2 separate regions of the Homo sapiens genome follow, and region 1 is linked to region 2. Evidence: chromatin loops called from intact Hi-C (ENCODE). Cell type or tissue: GM12878. All regions are shown on one strand. Each heading gives the region's core, and the rest is flanking DNA. Links, peaks and the distances in the headings are about the cores only.

The links. Peaks named below come from ENCODE experiments on the same cell type or tissue, not always from the same donor. Only the 100,000 strongest peaks of a DNase experiment are listed, where the experiment ranks them.
Region 1: a loop joins it to region 2, with 2.4 times the contacts of the local background. A loop is called at or near these places in 2 of 110 quality-filtered maps.

What each region holds. Positions count from the first base shown.
Region 1 is chr7:90,928,294-90,938,763 of GRCh38, reverse strand. The region is part of intron 8 of CDK14 (cyclin dependent kinase 14); the gene reads right to left. Among named protein-coding and RNA genes, the nearest start is that of FZD1, 330 kb to the left of the region's middle. In GM12878, for the core only: a CTCF peak has its summit at 6,016; DNase peaks (open chromatin) are centred at 6,043 and 6,553; H3K27ac peaks cover 1,535 bases.
Region 2 is chr7:91,028,653-91,039,122 of GRCh38, reverse strand. All of the region lies in intron 10 of CDK14 (cyclin dependent kinase 14), which reads right to left. Among named protein-coding and RNA genes, the nearest start is that of FZD1, 230 kb to the left of the region's middle. RefSeq lists an enhancer at 6,883-7,417. In GM12878, for the core only: a CTCF peak has its summit at 4,451 (motif pointing right); no DNase peak of the experiment used is centred there.

The DNA.
Region 1 (10,470 bases), core at 1,248-9,247, 100 kb after region 2:
TAATATCAATTATTTTCTGTAAACCTTGTTTTGTTTCAACTACTGGCAACTTCACACATTACTAACTTTTAAGTCAAAAGGTAAGCCATTTAACAGAACACTTTTTCTAAAAATAGTTTTCTTACATTAGCATTCATTGTTGCACTATTATTATCATAAAGTCACAAATGACTCATTTTTTAAAAAAAATTATTGACTTCATGTAGCTCCTATGATGAGGTCATTTGTTGGCAATATGTGAAGTAATAAATTTGGGTTGAGTTTTTAACTAGATTACTAAGTTTTAACCCCCCAAAAGTTTAATAAAAACAATATAACATTAGCAAGTTGGACTTTTAAGGAGGGAAGAGATGCCTGTGAGAAAGGCCACATGTTCAGAAGGTAGCATTCCACCATGTAAAAGCCTAGTCTGTCCATGTGCTAAATTAGCCCAAGGGCTGGCATTCTTATTCCACAAGCTCTCAAACCTACAGGATTTAGTGGAGTTGTTCAGATGGTTTTGAAAGACTCACAAAACAAAGATGGATTATTCATTTAAGAAAGGATTGCCATTTAGTACAGGAAAAAGAAATCTGTATTTAGCAATATTACATGAAAAGAAAATACAGGGTGACAGAAGTCAACAATTTGTAAACATTTTATCAGTTAGTGGTATGATTTAGGATCTACAATTTGAGCTTTAATACAAATTGCAATACACATAAAGATTCCAAACTATTCTTTCATGATCTCTTTGCAACTACTATAAAAATTGTGTAACATGAACTTACTCTAGCTACGCTTTGTAGGTTTTTAGAGTATCATATATTGGATACTTTCAGAAATAATAACTTTAAAGATGAGTATATACCAAATTATAATATTACAAATTATTTCATTATCTATTTTTCCTTTGAAAATCTCACTGAACCAAATGCTTTATTACCAGCTCATTGGTTATTAGTAAGAACAACTGAACTGCAAAGGTCTAGAACAGGGGTTGGCAAATTATGCTCCATGAACCAAATCCAGCCACATCCATTTGTTGAGATGGTGTCTGTGGCTGATTTTTCATTGAAACAACAGATTTTGTGTAGTTGCAACAGAGACTTCATGGGCAAAAATATTTATTATCTAGCTCTTTACAGAAAAAGTTTACCAACCTCTGGTCTAGAATATCTCCTAAGATAGAAATTTTGTTTTCTATGCAGCATTTTATTATCTGAAATCCTACTATTCCAGATTGACTAAGGTGTGAAAAAACAACAATTAATAGCAAGAAATACAATGTTTACTTGACTGCTATAGGAAACCAGGATACTTTCTGAGATGATGAAAGTGTTCTACAAAACTTGATTGTGGAGGTGGTTTTCACACTACATTTACCAAATTCATCAAATTGTAATTGGCAATTTGATTTTATGTAAAATATAATGCAATAAAAAGAAAACATCTGAAAATAAGTTCACCTCATTTTTATAGTTGGATAATAAAAATATCAAAAGAAAAGAAGAAAACGAAAATCAGCTAATGATTTGAGCTATGTGATTCCTGACAGGAATGTTTCTACAGTTTACCATATATATCATACAATACACAACAATGTAGAATTTGAGAACTTATTCTTAAATATTACTCACAGTGTCCTATACTTTGAATTATTTATTTATGTGTTTGCTTATTTATTTATTTGATTTATTTTTTAAGAGGCAAGGTCTTACTCTGTCATCCAGGCTAGAGTGCTGTGGTATGATCATACCTCACTGAAGCCTTGAAATCCTGGGCTTAAGTGATCCTCCTGCCTCAGCCTCCCAAATAGCTAGGACTACAGGTGTGCACCACCACGCCCATCTAATTAAAAAAAAAATTGTAGAGATAGAGTATCACTACATTACCCAGGTTAGTCTCAAACTCTTGGCCTCAAGTTATCCTCCCTTGTCAGCTTCCCAAAGTTTTAGGAACACAGGTGTGAGCCACCATTCCTGGCCTAAAATATTTTAATTTAGATGCCAGACACAGCGTGCATATGCATTCGTGTACCAGGAAGTAAGTGGTAAATCAGGGAGCAGTTAATTATTTTGTGATGGAGAGTATTCTCTTCCTGAGGGCACCCAAGCTGAGGTTTCAGAATCAAAAGGTTTAAGGAATTATTCAGCTTTAGATACATATCAAAAATTAAAATAATGATATTTAACAAGGCTGAACAAACCCATTATCTACTAACAGAATCTCATAACCACAGTGAGTTCAAAGGAAAAAAGAGATAAAAAGCTATAGGAGACCACTTAGCTTTCTAGACAAAAGTTTTCTCTTCATTAAAAATCTTAGTAGTACATTTTATGAATATTTTGAGGTAAAAGGAAGCAAAGGACTGATTCATGTTAGAATATGATGTTACTAGATTTCGATATAAAATTTGTGACCATTTCATGGAAAAACATTTGTCTGTTTTCTACTGCATTTCTGGTATCTCACATAAATCTCCACTTTTCTATGAACTTCATTTGGGACAACAAATAAACTGGTAACTGCCTGTTGAAAAATTCAACAAATAAAATCACATGGCCTTAAAATGCAATTTATATATTGTTAAAAAAATAAAGCAACTTTTTTTTAAAACAGAAAAATATATTGTTACGTAAGTACATAGGAAAGGGTGAAAAATATGTTAACATGGCCAAATTAGAGAAAGAAGATAGCAATGTCTATTTTCTTCTTCTTCTTCTTTTTTCTTTTTTTTTTTAAGACAGGGTCTCGCTCTGTTGCCCATGCTAGAGTGCAGTGGCAAAATCATGACTCACTGCAGCCTCAACCTCCCTCTATTGATCCTCCTGCTTCAGCCTGCTGAGTAGCTGGGACTCAGCTGCACGTCACCACATGTGGCTAATTTTTAATTTTTGTAGAAACAGGGTCTCACTATGTTGTCCAGGCTGATCCTAAACTCCTGAAGTCAAGCCATCTTCCCACCTCAGCCTCCCAAAGCACTGGGATTACAGGTGAGAGGCACCACGGCCAGCCTATGTTCTTCTTTATGACTATCTGTGACGTCTATTTTAAAACAAGGCACATATATTACTTATAATTGTAAAAGCAAATACATGGAAAATCTTACTAATAGATATATTAGTGAAAAAAAACAGAATGCATGTTATCATTGGTATAATTGCCCATTATGTAAAGATAGGTATACATGCAATTAAGGAATTTATAGCTACTGTAATCATAAGATAATAAGCAAATGTTTCAAGAGTTCTCTTTGTTAATATCTTATTCCCAATGTCTTAACAATGAATACATCTTGAAAATAACTGTGCATTCCCCTTTTGTATAATGTAAAGATATATTTAAAAATTTGCCTTGAATTTACTTTTAAAAATAACCCTTTCTGATAGCATTAAAATTTGCCATTCCTTTCCCTAATTACCTAGTTTCAGTCACTGGAATGATGACTGCTATGGTCTGAATGTTTATCAATTCTCAAATTCATGTTGAAATTTACTTGCCATTTTAGTAGTATTAAGAAGAGAGACATTTAAAATCTGATCAGGTTATGAGAGCTCTGCCCTCATGAATGGATTAATGGCATTATGGCAGGAGTTGGTTCATTATCTTGGGAGTGGGTTCCATATAAAAAAGTGAGTTTGGGCCTCTTTTGTCTCTCTTTCTTGCCCACTCTTGTCCTTCTACCTGCTGCCCTTGGATGACACAGCAAGAAGGCCTTCACCAGAGGCTGGCCTCTTGCTCTTGGACATGTCAGCTTCCAGGGGATTGAGGAAATAAATTTCTATTCCTTATAAATTACCTAGTCTGTACTATCCTGTGATAGCATTACAAAATAAACAAGACAATACATGAAGACAATAAAATCTCCATTCCATATAAGGCTGGCAGTCCGAATAATTCTATATTTGTTGAATTTCTTCAATTTTTCATGAGCCAAGCAGTTTAGTTTGAAGTTAGCAAAAGTATTTTTAAAGAAACAACCACAAATTTGGTGTATGTATCTATACATCTACATCTGTATCTGGTAGGGAATGGAATAACTTACCTAAAATAATAGTTTTTAAGGAACATTTAAAAACATTAAAACCATAACTTAAAGCTAAAATAGATCACTGAATTCATTCTTAGTTTTTTAATTTACAGAAAACACAACTGTCCATTTAAGTGACTTGTCCAAAATAAAAAAACTAACTGGTGACAAAGTTAGAAGAAATACTGGACTTCCAATTCCTTGATACCATGCTTTTAAAACTAAAGTTCACTGCAAAAGGAGCCTGCCTTTTTGCTGCCATCTCTGCTCAAGGGAAGGACTTCCAGAAAAGACACAGGTTCCTAGATTTTCATCCCCAGTTGTTGCTGTGAGCCTTGGCTATCACTCTCCTTCTATCCCAGAGGACTGGTAAATGGGACCAGGACTTATTCACTCAGGCTGGCCTCCTTTGATCTGCCAACTGGCCCTGTACATGGCAAACTGTACATTGCTGGCACCTGGCTCAGGGCTCTGCCATAGTCCCAGGGGCATATCTGGGCAGGGACTGGTCCTGGCCTAAGTCCCGCCTGACTGGCAGCAGGTTCCAGCTGATAGGAGGCCAGAGAAACACATGCTGAAACCCTCTTGTGCCACTGCTCTCACGCCCCAAGGCCTCCTGGGCACTGACCGCCTTTCCAGGGGCACATGATGAAGGTTGGAGCTTGGAGACTGCAACTGGAGTGAGAGCATGTGCTGGATGGAAACAAGTCTGCCTAGCACAGCCTGCAGGCTAAATAAGAATAAAGCGAGTGGAGCGTCAGATCAGCAGCTGCTTCAGAGCCATTTTGGAAAGAGGCTGGGAATAAATAAATAATAAAAAATATAATCAAATAATTGCCATCTGTTACTGTTGCTACCACCTTGTTGACAATCTACTCTCCAGCTTTGCTGTCCACATGAACATCAACATTTCTGCTCATGGCTACACAGCAAAAGCTCTGTCTTCTGGAATGTTACTAGTGGAGGATTATGAAATATTACCATAACATAAACCTTACCTACCTTTACTTATACTGAGCCCTGTCTCTGTCCTTGTCTTAAAACTTCATGAAATCCTATTTGGACCTTGAAAATAATTCTTTAGGTCTTTCTCTCTAAATCTCCCAAGCAAAAAGTGCAGTGTCCTTTTCTGGTCTGCCATTCTATATAAAGAAGTTACTTGTCATACAATATAGTTAGTGATATAAATTGTCTATTTTCTCAGTGAGCTGTTTGAAAACAATCTACAGCCCTCTGTTTACATAACTTCTCGAACTGTTATATAGAAAAGGAGACTATGTGAAGATTTGAAAAGATACTACAGGCAAAGTGCTTACCCTAGTGTTTCACATGAGCAACAACCAATAAGGCTTCCTTATCATCACCTGTACTATCATTAATCATCATCATTATCAATACCGTTTATAAATCTTTACACCCTAAGGTAGCTGCTGACATGCACTACATGCTAACAATTTTTTTTTTTTTTTTTTGAGACAGGGTTTCACTCTGTCACCTGGGCTGGCATGCAGTGGCAAGATCATGGCTCACTGCAGTCTCGACCTCCTGGGCTCAGGCAATCCTGGCTAATTTTTTGTAGAGTTGGGGTTTCACCATGTTTCCCAGGCTGGTCTTGAACTCTTGAGCTCAAGGGATCTGCCTGCCTTAGTCGCCCAAAGTGCTGGGATTACAGACATGAGCCATCATGCCCAGCCAACTGTTATTCCTTATGGAAAACCATATCACATAGTTTAATCACCACGACATAATTGGACAGTACTTTTGATACCAACAATGGTTGGCAAACGCTAAGGTGGTTCCCATGACTCCCTTGCCTATTCATATTCACTTTGTTGTGGAATATTCTTCCTTTGAGTGTCTGTGAGAGGCTCGCAGTCCAAGAGACTCAAAAAACAGAATGTTGCCAACAGCCATGTGAGCTCAGAAGTAGATCCTTTCCCAGTGGAGCATTCAGATGAAACAAGAGAAGGCCTAGCTGACTGTGCAGACTGAAGGGACACCTGGAGGCAGAGGCACCCAGCTAGGCCATACTCAGACTCTTACCACACAGAAACTGAGACAATAAACCAGTGCTATTTTAAGCAGCTTATTTTGCGGTAATTTTTTACACAGCAACAGACAGCTAATATACCAACATTTCCCCAACTTATGTTCCACAGAGTCCAAAATTTGTTCTTAATCTAGTAAATCTGGGAGATGTAATGGCAGATTTAATTTTAACAGCAGAAGACCAAGAGCTTTTAATCATTAGCTAATGAACATTGAGATTCTACTGGCTGGGGGGAGATGGGAGAGATGCACATATGCAGCTCACCCCAAACAGATTTGATCAAGGACATTTTTCCTAATTTTAACAATTATTTTGTTAATTGGACCATAATTTTATTTTTCTTTTCTTTGTTTTTATGAAATAGGGACATAGTCTCACTATGCTGGCCAGGCTGGTCTCCAACTTCTGGGCTCAAGCAATCTGCCCGTGTCAGCCTCCCAAAGTGCTAGGATTACAGGCATGAGCCACTGCTCCCAGCCGCAGACCACAGTTTCAGAAATGACTTTTCAGATTCACAGAAGCTTTAGGAGACACAGAAATCCAAAGCCAGCTGTGAATGCCTCAGACAGGAGGCAGAACATGTGCAAAAGTGGACAACAGCCATCCCACGAATTGAGGGAAATTATCCAACTCTTCCTAAAAATATCCAAATTTGCTGTTATCCAACAAACTATATTTTGTGAAAAGTTTTGTTGCTTCCCTAATTTTTCCGTCTTGTAAATTGTCAACAAAAATATATAATGCTCAACATATTTTGTAAGAAAAAAAAACGTATTCATGTGTTTGAATCAACAGACTAGCTTCAATCTAAGATAAGTCAAAGCAGTAAAAACTTGTTTTAGAATAAACTTTGTTGTGGGGGGACCTCTAAGACCCAAAACAATAAAACTTCTCACCAAAACACACACACACACACACACAAAATCCAAAGATGAAAGTTTCATTTGAAATATTTCTCTAGTCCCTCCTGATCTTTTATTTCTCTAAACCAACCAAGCATGGTATTTTTATGAACAAATTCTGCAATTGCGTTTCTCAAGAAAATAATTTACAGCTATGAAGAAGACAAAACAGTAGTTTTCCTCTCTTATCCCTTCCTTCCCCCATCACATCAGCCATACACATCACCTCTCACCAGCAATGACAGGGACTGTCAGGAGGCTGGAGGCAGAAGGACAGAGCAGCTTGCAGAGGAAAGGAAATGGAGTAGAGTCCAATGAGCACCTTGTTTGACATCACATCCATCACTTTAAAAGGTGTTGAGTTCTGTTTTTGTTTTTTAATGTCTTCCTGCTTTCCAGAAACTTTACTTCTTTGGCAATGAAAGGGCCAACTTGCACATTCTAGAATGTTTTACTGCCTTCAACATTTGTGCTTTCAATTTACAGATAGCCCTTTAGAACTGGTGGGTAAAAGTGCTATGTTTAATCTGGCACTCAGTGATTCAAAGGCAATTTCAAATTTGCATCAAAATTTCTCAACTTAGGTGCATTTCAAAGTAAAGTGATACTATGTCTGAATTTTAATAGCACTAATTCCAGTTACTAGTCTAAATTTTATTATTGAGGGAGATCAAGGAGCTCATTTATAGCTATTCTTTGATACAGTGCTAGATAGCAAAACTTACTTATCTGTAATATACCTATTTAAAAAATCACTGATCATAATAAAAATCAGAACTACTTGAAAGCTCTTCATGTTGTTATTTAAAAGATGTACAAGAAGTCATATGATATGATCTTATAAGATTATTTCAAATGAATTACCTTCAAGTCTGAAGACTCAACAGAAATGCCCATGTTAAAATATTGGTCATTCTAATGCCTAAATAAAGCTAATATTACAAGCACAAATCAATGCTCTCACATTAAAGAGGGGGTAATGAGACCTGCACTCTCTACTCCACAGGATTATAAGGATAAAACAAAGTAAGAGCTATGAAGCACTTCATAAACTGTAATAGGCTCTTACTATTATTAGAAATGACTGAAGTTTGAGTCCATTTTGCTTCCTAAAAGCAATCTAATGTCAAGTGCTGCAGATCAAACATTTCTATGATTCAAAAACCAGAATGCTTACAAATGTTGAATTCAGTGTTCAAAAATAAGAATGCCCTCAGACACTGAAGTCTACACCTTGAGCTTGACCAAAAAAAAAAAAAAAAAAAAAAAAGCTTAGCCTGTGCTATAACACTGCACAGTACAGATGCCCATATCACCCATATCCAAGGCAGACCACAGACATGTCATTCACATAGAAGGTCAAATACACAGGCATCTTTCAAAATTTAAGAAGTGACTCCCTTTGCTATCTATAGCCAAGGCTGACAAAATGTAGGGAACTGATATTTTTACTGTAATGAAGGATACATGTGACAAAGCACTTGATTTATCAATCTGCTAAGGAATCCACAATCTACCATTATTTCAAATCATACATTTTGGCAATCTATGCATTTTTTTTTACTGACAATTACAAGAATACTCCTTCATTTATGCATATTTCCACTTATATATGTTTACTCTTGAGATTTAAAGACTGGTCAAATGAACTTTGGTAACAATCTAATTAAGAAAAAAAAAACACTACCAAAATGTCCTAAAAAACAAGCTATTAATATAATGGTCTGTACACTGTTTTCTTATAAACTAATTTTACTGTTGAACAGAGCATCAAATCTCTAAAGACTTCAAGAAATCAATATGCCATTTTACATGTAGATTTCTGTGTTTCATGCTAATATAAAAAGTAATATTTGCAGCAAGAACTACCCTTAAGAGACAACAAACATTGAAATTGGACAGCAGTAGTAGTGTTCACTCTAGATGATAGCTTACTCTTCTTTAAAGTATACACTAAGGTGTAATTATGCATTTCTTCAGGACTAAATTTTCTTGTGATCCACAAAATTTCTTATCTCACAGGTCTCTGTGAATGAAAACATTTGGCAGAAACACTAAGCTGTTTATGAGGAATAAAAGTACACCAATGGATTCCTGCTTAGCAAACAAAATGTTCTGTCTCTTAAAGGAATTAACATGAAGTATAATTTTATTCTCAAAGCATGGCATGAATAATATAAATCTATCATAAAAACTGTTTACTACAAGAATGATTCCCTTTTATTAAATTATTCTCACTTCTTTTGCCAGGAAAGCTAAACTGAATAGCACTGTGATAGAGATACTTTAAAATCTGAGCTACAAACAACAAAAAGTTGTTAACATTGATATGTAAAGAACTATTTTTAAAATCGTCCCTTGCCCAGTAATTATACTTTAAAATAGTCAAATAACCATCACCATGAAATATGCAAGACAATGATTTAAAAATCAGTCCATTTAAAACAGGTTCCAGAGGTTCCAAGATGGCCGAATAGGAACAGCTCCAGTCTGCAGCTCCCAGCATGAGCAATGCAGAAGATGGGTGATTTCTGCATTTCCAACTGAGGTACCACGTTCATCTCATTGGGGCTTGTCAGACACTGGGTGCAGCCCACGGAGCAGGGTGGGGCATCGCCTCACCCAGGAAGTGCAAGGGGTCGGGGAATTCCCTTTCCTAGCAAAGAGAAGCCGTGACAGAAAATCGAGAAAATGGAAAATCGAGACACTCCCACCCTAATACAGTGCTGTTCCAATGGAATTAGCAAACGGCACACCAGGAGATTACATCCTGCGCCTGGCTCAGAGGGTCCCATGCCCACAGAGCCTTGCTCACTGCTGGCACAGCAGTCTGAGATCTAACTGCAAGACAGCAGCCAGGCTGAGGGAGGGGCGTCGCCATTGCTGAGGCTTGAGTAGGTAAACAAAGCAGCCAGGAAGCTCAAACTGGGTGGAACTCACTGCAGCTCAAGGAAGCCTGCCTGCCTCTGTACACTCCACCTCTGGGGGCAGCACATAGGTGAACAAAAGCCAGCAGAAACTTCTGCAGACTTAAACGTCCCTGTCTGACAGCTTTGAAGAGAGTAGTGGTTCTCCCAGCATGCAGCTGGAGATCTGAGAACGGACAGACTGCCTCCTCAAGTGGGTCCCTGACCCCCGAGTAGCCTAACTGGGAGACACCTCCCAGTAGGGTCCAACTGACACCTCATACAGCCAGGTACCCCTCTGAGATGAAGCTTCCAGAGGAAAGATCAGGGAGTAACATCTGCCGTTCTGCAATATTTGCTGTTCTGCAGCCTCCGCTGGTGATACCCAGGCAAACAGGGTCTGGAGTGGACCTCCAGCAAACTCCAACAGACCTGCAGCTGAGGGTCCTGACTGTTAGAAGGAAAACTAACAAACAGAAAGGACATCCACACCAAAACCCCATCTGTACGTCACCATCATCAAAGACCAAAGGTAGATAAAACCACACAGATGGGGAGAAACCAGGGCAGAAAAGCTGAAAATTCTAAAAATCAGAGCAC
Region 2 (10,470 bases), core at 1,224-9,223:
GCGCTTGTCAAGCAAATGAGTAGGAGAAGGACACTCCAGACAGAAGAGAGTGTGTGTAAAGATACAGAGGTATGCATGTGTGTGTGCCAACTCTAAGTGATCTGGTGTTGTCTTCTGGGAACACCCCTGTATTAGTCCATTTTCATGCTGCTAATAAATACATACCCAAGACTGGAAAGAAAAAGAGGTTTAATGGACTTACAGTTCCACATGGCTGGGGAGGTCTCACAATCATGGCGGAAGGCAAGGAGGAGCAAGTAACATCTTATATGGATGGTGGCCGGCAAAGAGAGAGCTTGTGTAGGGAAACTCCCATTTTTTAAACCATCAGATGTCATGGGACTCATTCACTATTACGAGAAATATTACCCACCCCCATAATTCCATCACCTCCCACTGGGTTCCTCCCATGACACGTGGGAATTGTGGGAGTTACAATTCAAGATGAGATTTAGGTGTGGATACAAGGCCTTTACACGTGTATTTCCAAAGCCTGGACATCTGTGCCCATTCCACCTGATTAGTTCCTGATTCATTTTTCATCTCTGAGTTGAAACATCCTTTTCTCAGGACAAGCCCCTGCATATTGGGGCACAATCACCATAATATACCATTATAGCACTGTAGGCTTCTTAGTAAAAATTGTCACAGTTGAAACTTTACATTTATTTCTGTGAAAATTTGATAAACGTCTATTTCTTTCATTGGACTCTAAGTGTTAATAAGTAAAGAGGTCATGTCTTTTTTAAAATTTTTGTTTACTTTATATTCCTTTTATCAAAGTACATAAAGTAGGCACTCCTTACATATTTGTTTAATTAACTATATAGACCTGAAGGATCCTTGTAAATGACAAATTATCATGACTTCATTAAATAAAAAGTCATGTTAAACTAACCTTTTTAAAAAGTAGAAGAGAGTCGTCTTCAGTTTCAAGATTTCTGCTTTTCCTCCTACCTTACTCTACCTTCCTGGAGCAGAATGGTAATGCAAATTAAAATTCTTCTAGAAGCAGTCAGGCAGGTGACTGAGGGAGAGGGCTGGGGAGAAAGAAGGCAGGACTGAATGTGACAAGGCCCTGTCCACAGAGAGCAGCGACTGCTCAGCTTCTGCCAGAGGCTGCCATGCACAGTGCAGGACCCCAGTATTGCTGTAGCTTTCATTTCACTAAGGGAACTGGAGAATACCTGGATTTCCTGTGAAAGTACCTTAATCCTATGACCTAATTCAAATTTCTACAAAAAATTACTTAATTCAAATTTAAAACAAAAACTAAATAAGATGGGTCAAACAAAACTTGTCAACATCCTGAATTCAGAGAAGAGCGTCTGGGCAGTAACCTTTGCTCTTCCAGCATATGTCGATTTTAGCCAGGCATCAAGAAAATAAGCTATCCTTTATTGATATCATGTGTGCAATATCAGGTTTATAACCAGTTTACTGACAAACTGGTTGTTCAAGGTTGCACAGCTAGAAAGTGGGGCAGCTGGAATCCTGTATCAGGTTGGTGTGACTAGAGAGACCATGCTTTGAAGAGCTATACTATCTGCTTCTAGGAGAAGCTGGCTGAGAAATGTGGCTCAGATGTTGTTAAACAATTCATATCCACCTGACCACACCCTAGAAGGAGGTTTTGAGTATCAGAATGAGGTTTTTTTCATGCTCTCTCTCCCTCACATTCAACACACACATGCGCGCGCACACATACACATGCACATACATACGTGTATGTCTATAAGACATGTGATGCAGGTGTACATGTATATTCTGTATAATGTTAGGTATCATCCTCTTCAGGATTTTTATCAGTTACTTGAAGGAAGACAGAAGGGATGTCTTACATTTTTCAGATGACGTGAAATAGAAGGGATGTGTAGTATTCTGATGGCTGAACCAGGATTCAAAAATATTTAATAAGGCATGAACAACTGGCTGAACCTAACACCAGGAAAATGTGATAGCTATAAACATAAAGTCCAGTACTTAGATTCTATTAATTGATCGTTCAAGATGGGAACAGGTGGCATGCAGCAAGCTGCATAAAAAAAGACTTGTGGTTTTTAGCTGAATAAAAACTTCTATAAGATCACCTACTAGAAGTCAAAAGAGATTAGGAGGGTTGACTCTAAGCTCACCCCTGTGATTCCCACCTCCTGCTGTTCACAACCTTCGCCTTCAGTGTGGGTGGGAGCAGGAACTTCTAACCAACAGAATATGGCAAAAGTGATGAGATATCACTTCTGAGATTACAACTGGCCCTTGAACAATGCAGGGGTTGGGGCACCAACCCCATGCACAGTCAAAAATTCCCATAAAACTCTTGGCTCTCCCAAAACTTAACTACTAATAGCCTACTGTTGAACAGAAGTCTTACCAACTATATATATGTTATATTTATTATATACTATATCCTTACAATAAAGTAAGCTAGAAAAAAAGAATATTAGGAAAATCAAGAGGAAGAAAAATGTAGTTACTAATTATTAAGTGGAAGTGAAACATAAAGGTCTTCATCTTTATCTTCATGTTGAGTAGGCTGAGGAGGAGGAAGAGGGCTTGGTCCTGCTATCTCAAGGGGGGCAGATGTGGAAGACATGGAGGTGACAGAAGGGGAGGCAGGAGAGACAGGCACATTTGGTATAACTTTAATTGAAAAAAAATCCACATCTAAGTGGACTTGTGAATTCCAAAGTTGTGTTGTTCACAGGTCAACTGTATATTGTGTACAATGATAACAGCCATTGTGCTAGTGGACTTGCTCCCTTGCTGGCTTTGAGGAAGCAAGCAGCCACGTTGGGAAGGCCTGAAGGCAAGGAACTGGGGGTGGCTTCAGCCAACAGCCAGCAAGAACCTGAGTCCTTAGTTCCACAGCCTGCAAGAAACTGAGTGTTGCCAAGAACCACATGAGCTCCAGCCGACCCTCATGTCAGACTGCTGCCCCAGCTGATACCTTGATTACAGCCTTTTAAGACCATGAAGCAGCTGGGCGCAGTGGCTCACGCCTATAATCCCAGCACTTTGGGAGGCCGAGGCGGGTGGATCACGAGGTCAGGAGATCGAGACCATCCTGGCTAACAAGGTGAAACCCCGTCTCTACTAAAAATACAAAAAATTAGCCGGGTGCGGTGGCAGGCGCCTGTAGTCCCAGCTACTCGGGAGGCTGAGGCAGGAGAATGGCGTGAACCCGGGAAGCAGAGCTTGCAGTGAGCCGAGATTGCGCCACTGCAGTCCGCAGTCCGGCCTGGGCGACAGAGCGAGACTCCGTCTCAAAAAAAAAAAAAAAAAAAAAGACCATGAAGCAGAGGGCCTAGCTAAGTCATGCCAGGAATCCCAACCCACAGAAACTGAGAGATGATAAATGTGCCTTAGTCACTACATTTTTGTTAATGTTATGCAGCAATAAACAATTCATACAGATGTAATCATTTAATCATATGATATACTAGTCAGAACACATCTGGATTGCTGTGCCAGTACCAGATGCTACATGTGACAAGGGACAAAAATAAACGGTCCTCTGTGGAGTGTATTCAGAAAGGTTGGGGGTGGGGGGAGGGGTGTGCCCCATGTCCCATTGGGCTGACTGGAAATGCTGTTGAGAAAAAAATGTTTTGGGATATCGCTTTGAATAGATTAAGTGCTACATTGTGAATGGGAGACTGACTTATGCGGAGCCACATGACAACAAGGACCAATGGGGTAAAGATATTGATATACAGCAAAGAAGGGCATTCTAACGATAAAAGCTGTGTAAAATGGAATCAGCACCTTTATGAGGTTTAGGCAGAATTAAGGTTGCATTTTGCATTCAGACAAAATAAGGATCAAATTCTGCCTCCATAGACACAGTGCACTAGTTTAATCCTGAGGTAATATACAACAGAGTCTGGGTGACAAGATGAGGTCACACAGATGCCCATATATTTACTTTTGTTTTTATGTGGCTGCAATTACAGCTTAGAGGGTAGACAGGGAGAAGTGGGTTGATAAGGAAGGGTATAATTAGATGAAGGAGGGCAGAGAAGTTAGTCATGAAAGCTTTCCTTCCCCACTTTCTACAGTGTCAATGCTAATTATTTTGCAGGGAACCAGCACAATCACATGGCTAACAGAATATTTTTCTGGTAGCCAGATAAGCTATCAATGTGTGTGTGTGTGTGTGTGTGTGTGTGTGTGTATGTGTATGTGTGTGTGTGTGTACACAGGTGTGAGTTTATCTATTTACATATATATAGTTCCTTTCTTCCATCATTCCCTAGGCCTTACCTAAACTACCACTAGGTAAGAGATTAGAGTATTCTGAATGTTCATTTTTGGCAGTAACATACAGGCTTGATGTGGGATTAGAAAATCTTCCTTAAAATACTATGATTCTGGGTTGTGTTTTGCGGAGCAGCAGAATCTGTAGTGAGGTTCTGTAGAGAAGTGAACTCTACCTGGTAAAGACAGCAGGGGGAGCCACTGGACTGAGAAAATGAAAAGCTGCCAGGGCTTCAGAAAGCAGCTTCAATATTTAATCAGCTGCTTGGCTGCAGGTGATGGATTGAAGGAGAGGGTGTTTCCAAAATATTATGTAGAGTTTTCAACATTGCAAAGGTTTATATAGGAAGCAACACACACACAGAAAAACAGCTCTTAGGGGTTTTTAAAAAATGAGTTCAATTCACCTGCTAGAAGGTTACTGTCTCATTTAGTGGTGCTTGGCTGGACACAGGAATCATCTAAGGAATATTTTAAAATACTGATTAAAAAAAAAGAAAAAGAAAAAAGTGCGAATGACTGTGACCTATCCCCTAAATTCCTATTTAACTGGTCCAAGGTGCAGCAAGATATGCAGAATTTTCTAAACCTCCTCAGTGATTCTAACATCAGCCCGGTTGGGACCACTGTCTGGCCCAATTTAACTAGACAGTCTCTCAGAGGCTGCAGCACTTAGTTATACAGTTCAGAGATTTTTTTAAAAAAAGTTTTCAGCCTGTATACAGAAGGTCACAAAAGATTGGTGGATGAATGAACACAACAAGCAGGTGGCTGCTAAAGAAAGTCGAGGATAACAAATAAATAAATCTAAAATTACTCCAGAAAATGCTCTTAGTGCCTGGAAAATTCTGCAGTGAAAGTAGCACATTTCAAATGTTTTTCCCCAACTAAATTTTCATGCTTTTCCCTCTCCCTGTTCTCCTACTGTTTTTATATTCCCTGTCTCTCTAAACCCTGATTCCCTTATGGATTTCACTCTCATCTCAACAACTTTTCTCTCTTTTCAGACTGAGTGATGTTATTGTGACACAGCTTCAGACTCAGTCCCCAACTGTGCACTGTGGGAGCCACAGCAGTGGAAATGTACGTGCACGTGCAGCAGCCCAAGGGTGGAAGCTGCAGAGGCTGGAGGGAGGTGATGTTGCCAAGCAAATGCAGCAGAACCAGCCTGACTGCCTGAAACTGTGCCTCAAAATAGGGAAAAACAGGGAGAAACCTGTAAGCAGGAGCACTAGATGCTACAGCCCTGCTGCTCAAAGTGTGGTCCATGAACTAGCAGCATCACCACCACCTGCAGAAGCTCAGGTCCCACTCCCTGCTGAATCAGAATCTACAGCTCATGAAGAACCCCAGGTGGTTTACAAGCATACTGAAGTTTGAGAAGTACTGCTTTAAAAGATGCATTCTAATTGGACTTTTCGACCTAAAAAGCACGAATAGAGGAGAGGAAGTTATGGTCACAGGTCCACCTTCATCTGGAGTGCCTATGTAAGATTATTCTTTAAAATAGCATTTGTAAAGGAAGGGTTGAGGGCAATTTCAAGTTCTGTGGTGTCAGGAGCTACCACTGATGATAAAGACTGCATGGAAAACTGGCTTGGCACTCTGCAAGTCACAGCTCACCTCTAGGCACCTGCTCTTCTACCTTTAACAGCCTTATAGATTAGGTAGCTCCAAGAGGTTTTGAATCATTTCTGGAAGCTGGCAGGACATAATAATAAAAATGCTCAATTCATCCACGATGCTTTTACTTCAGCTGCAAACTTGAGGCCAATGAAAATCCTCACGCGTATGTCAAAATGATACATAGGCATGCCCAAATTGCTCACCATCTTGTTGTTCTGTAATGTGTGCTGATTGTCAACCTTTACCCTGAAAAATGTAGTGCTTTAAAATTTTAATTTAAATATTCATTTCAGTTACATCAAAATTAAATACGACAAAGTTATTGAATTGATTCAGAACACTTCAAAAGCTTGACATCCTCAATTGTGTTTTAGAAAATTATATTATCTTCAAAAATATGTTAATATGAATGTATTGATTTCCCGTGACTGCTGTAACAACACAAACTTGGTGGCTTAAAACGAGAAATGTGCTCTCTCACAGTTCTGGAGCCTGAAGCCAAACTTGTTTTCAATGGGCTGAAACTAAGATGTTAGTAGGGCCTTGTCCCCTCTGGGGGGTTTAGGGGAGAAGCAGTTTCTTGCCTCCTCCAGCTTCTGGTGGGTGCTGGCATTACTTGGCTTGTGGATGCATCACTCCAATTTCTGCCTCCCTCTTCACACTGCTTTCTCTTCTGTGTCAAATCTCCTTCTGCCTCTCTTTTATAAGAACATCAATGACTGAACTTATGGCTTACCTGGATACTCAACGATAATTACCCCATTTCACGACCCTCAACTTAATCCCACCTGCAAAGACCCATTTTTCCAAATAAGGTTGGATTATAGGTTCCAGGTGTAAGGACTTACTATCTTTGGGTATCCATTATTTAACCTACTACAGAGTAAAATTACCATTTACAAGATATTATTTGTAAATGATACTCAACAAGGATAGTTTATACATATAAGGTATATGAAGTAAACAGAAAAATCTGGGGAAATATGTCTAGTTACAGGAATAACAACTTCTCATAAGCTGGTTTACTATTTGCAATTTTACACCTATTATTTTATGAGTGTGCATCAACCCAACGAAATAGGACATAATAATGAAAGCTAAGAGGGGACCCTGCCTAGGTGCCCTGGAAGAGAAGAACAGAACCAGGATGCAACCTGGATGTATGACCCTTTATGAGGTGCCCTTCCCCCTGCTGTCTGGTAAAAGACTACTAATAGGACTGTTAATTCATCTCGATTGACTCACAAAGAGAGGCTTATGTATGCAAGGCCGGCAAAGACTGACAGACGGAAGGTGAGTGCTCAACTGGGTGACCTCACTAGCTAAATGACTCCTTTTCTCCCAGCAGGTGCTGCTGTGCTTCTGCTGACCTACTGGACATACTTTGTTTGGTTTCAAAGTCAAGGAGCGACATTCCCATATGGATATTTCCTATGAAAACCAAGTTTGTGATTTATTCTTATTTCATCCTGGAAAATGTAACAGTGTTTATCCTTAACTAAGGAGAAAAGAACATGTTTGTTATTTTTTTCTTGCTTTGAACCTGATGCAGGGAATTTTATTTTAATTAACTTAATAAGGACCCATGAACTCACTACGTCATTTAACAACAATCCACATCTAATCGTTTGGCTAAGGCCCCATGCAATCTCCTGACCTCCCCCAAGTGAAGTAAGCTCCATCCTGAATCATGTTCATTATTCTCTACATTTCTTTTTTAGGTAACTTTGTTGTCCTTATAACAATTATAAAATAATATTAATTATTTTAAATTTTACATACAAGATATAATGCTGTATCTAATATTTTGGGATTTTTTTTTCACTTAACATTACATTGCTAAGATTCGTCCAAACTCCTGTATGACGATTATCGAAAGGGAATATTATTCATCTGCTTGCCTACTGATGAGCATTTGCATTGTTTATGGGTTTCTGCTCATGATACAGAAAGGAAAATCACATCATGCAAAAATAGCAAGTAAAGCCTAGCAGCAATCATCTTATTGTCCCTTTACCACTATAAAATTCCACAGTGCAAAAACAAAATATTGGCACCTAAAATGGAGTTGTGTTCCAACAGATTCAGAGCTGTTTGAGACTCACAATATATTTCCCCGAAGAAACAATTCTCTACATGGTGGTTAGTCCACTGGCTGATGCACAGAAGGCTGCTTAATTCATAATAAACCAAAAAGGACGACAGAGCCAAACCATTCTGGTACAACAGCCTTCCTGATGAAAATGCACCCACCAGGGAAATCACAGCACTCCTATAGAAGCAGACCAGGCAGCAGGACAAGGCTCCTGTTTTCTTTTCCTGAAGTCTCACCTAGCCTTAGCCAGAGGCAGCAACTCCAGCCAAGGGAGGGAACAGGCTGGCCTGAGGCTTCTAGGCCCAGGGAGATACTGGGAGGGAGACTCTGAGGCCAAGAACTGAAAGGGAACGGTGACTTAGAAGAAGTGACAAGAACTCTAGTGGAAGGAGTGAGGGATGGTCAAAAAGTGAATAGTTTCCTCTGCATTTTTAGCACTGGTCAGTGGGGATCAACAGCAAGGTGGGGTCAGGAGGCAGCCGCAGGGTGCCTCTACCAGGTGACAGGCTTGCATTTTCTTTCTCTTCTTCACAGTCTTACCTCCTCTTTCACAGGGGCACCTACTTGCACTTAGGATGGGGCATTTGAGAGGCAGAATATGGGGCTCTTGGAAGAGGTGGAGAATACTGAAAGGAGGTGCCACCTCCTCTGTGTTTTTGTGTCTGCAGTGGTTGGGAGGGAGAGCAGGATGGAGCCTCTGGGTGCTATGCCCACAGTAACTATTGCTCTCTAAGGACTGGTCCTATATTGGGAATATGTAGGTCAGAGCCTGTATACTGAAAGAAAATGCATACATTTACCTGTTCTAAAAAAAGACGCTGCTATTTTTAGGGCTTTGAATGAGGTATGCAGGAATGTGTGAGTTACAACTAAACCTCTGGTAAGTTTAACGTTAGGAAATCTATTTAAAAATTTGGGTCAAAATAGTTCTATAAAAATGTACTACATTTGCAATATTTTGTTATAGTTTTTGCAACTGTATATATAGCATTTAGATATATACAATTAAAATTTTAATATGTGTATACTATTACATATGTATCCATTTATTTTCAAAAGTTATTGAGAGCTTATTTTTGCCTAGGAAAAGCTAGGATACAAGTATGGAAAAATATAGGTCCTGATAAAGGGTGATCCTCATCATACTCTCTGGGGCCACAAGGCCCTACAAGCCTACTTCTGGTTAAGAACAGACTGCCCTGGAAATCCTAGCCAGAGCAATCAGGCAAGAGAAAGAAATAAAGGGCATTCAAATTAGAAAAGAGGAAGTCAAACTATGTTTTTTTGTCAATGATATGGTCTTGTACCTTGAAAACTCTAAAGACTTTTTGAAAAGATTCCTAGATTTGATAAATGAATTCAGTTACAAAATCAAAGTCTCAGGTTACAAAAATCAATGTACACAAATCAGTAGCACTGCTACACACCAATAATGACCAAGCTGAAAATCAAATCAAGAACTCACTCCCATTTATAATAGCTGCAGGAAACAGAAGGGGAAGGGGAGAGGGGAGAGGAGAGTGGGGAGCGGAGGAGAGGAGAGGAGAGGAGAGGAGAGGAGAGGAGAGAGAAGGAAGCCCATTCAGGAACACACTTAACCAAGGAGATGAAAATTTTCTACAGGGAGAACTATAAAACACCGATTAAAAAAAAAAACAGAAATGATACAAACAAATGAAAACCATTCCATGCTCATGGACTGAAAGCATCAATATTGTGAAAATGACCACACTGCCCAAAGCAATCCATAGAGTCAATGCAATTCCTATCAAATGATCAATATCATTTTTCATAGAATTAGAAAAAATAATCCTACAATTCATATGAAACCAAAAAAGACGGAAATAGTCAAACCAATCCTAAGAGAAAAAGGACCAAAGCTGGAGGCACCACATTATCTGACTTCAAATTATACAACAAGGTCATAGTAACCAAAAGTATAAAAGTGGAAAATTTAGAGCCATATTCAGAGGAACAAAACTGGACCCCTATCTATCACCATATACAAAAGTCAATTCAAGATGAATTAAAGACTTGAATGTAAATGTAAGACCAGAAACCATAAAAATTCTCTAAGAAAGCTTAGGAAAAACTCTTCTGGACATTGGCCTAGGCAAAGAATTTATGACTAAGACCCTAAAAGCAAATGTGACAAAAATAAAAATAAATAAATGAGACTTAATTAAACTAAAAATCTTCTGCATAGCAACAATAATAATATTAATAATCAATAGAATTAAAGAGACAACCTACGGAATGGGAGAAAATAGTCATAAACTATACATCCAACAAAGGACTAATATCCAGAATCTGTAAGAAACTCCAACAAGACAGCCAGCAAAAAACAAAAACAAAAACAAAAACAAATAATCCCATTAAAAGTGGACAAACAACATGAATAGACATTTCTCAAAAGAAGATATGCAAATGACCAACAAACATATGAAAAAATGCTCAACATAAGTAATCATCAGGGAAATGCAAATTAA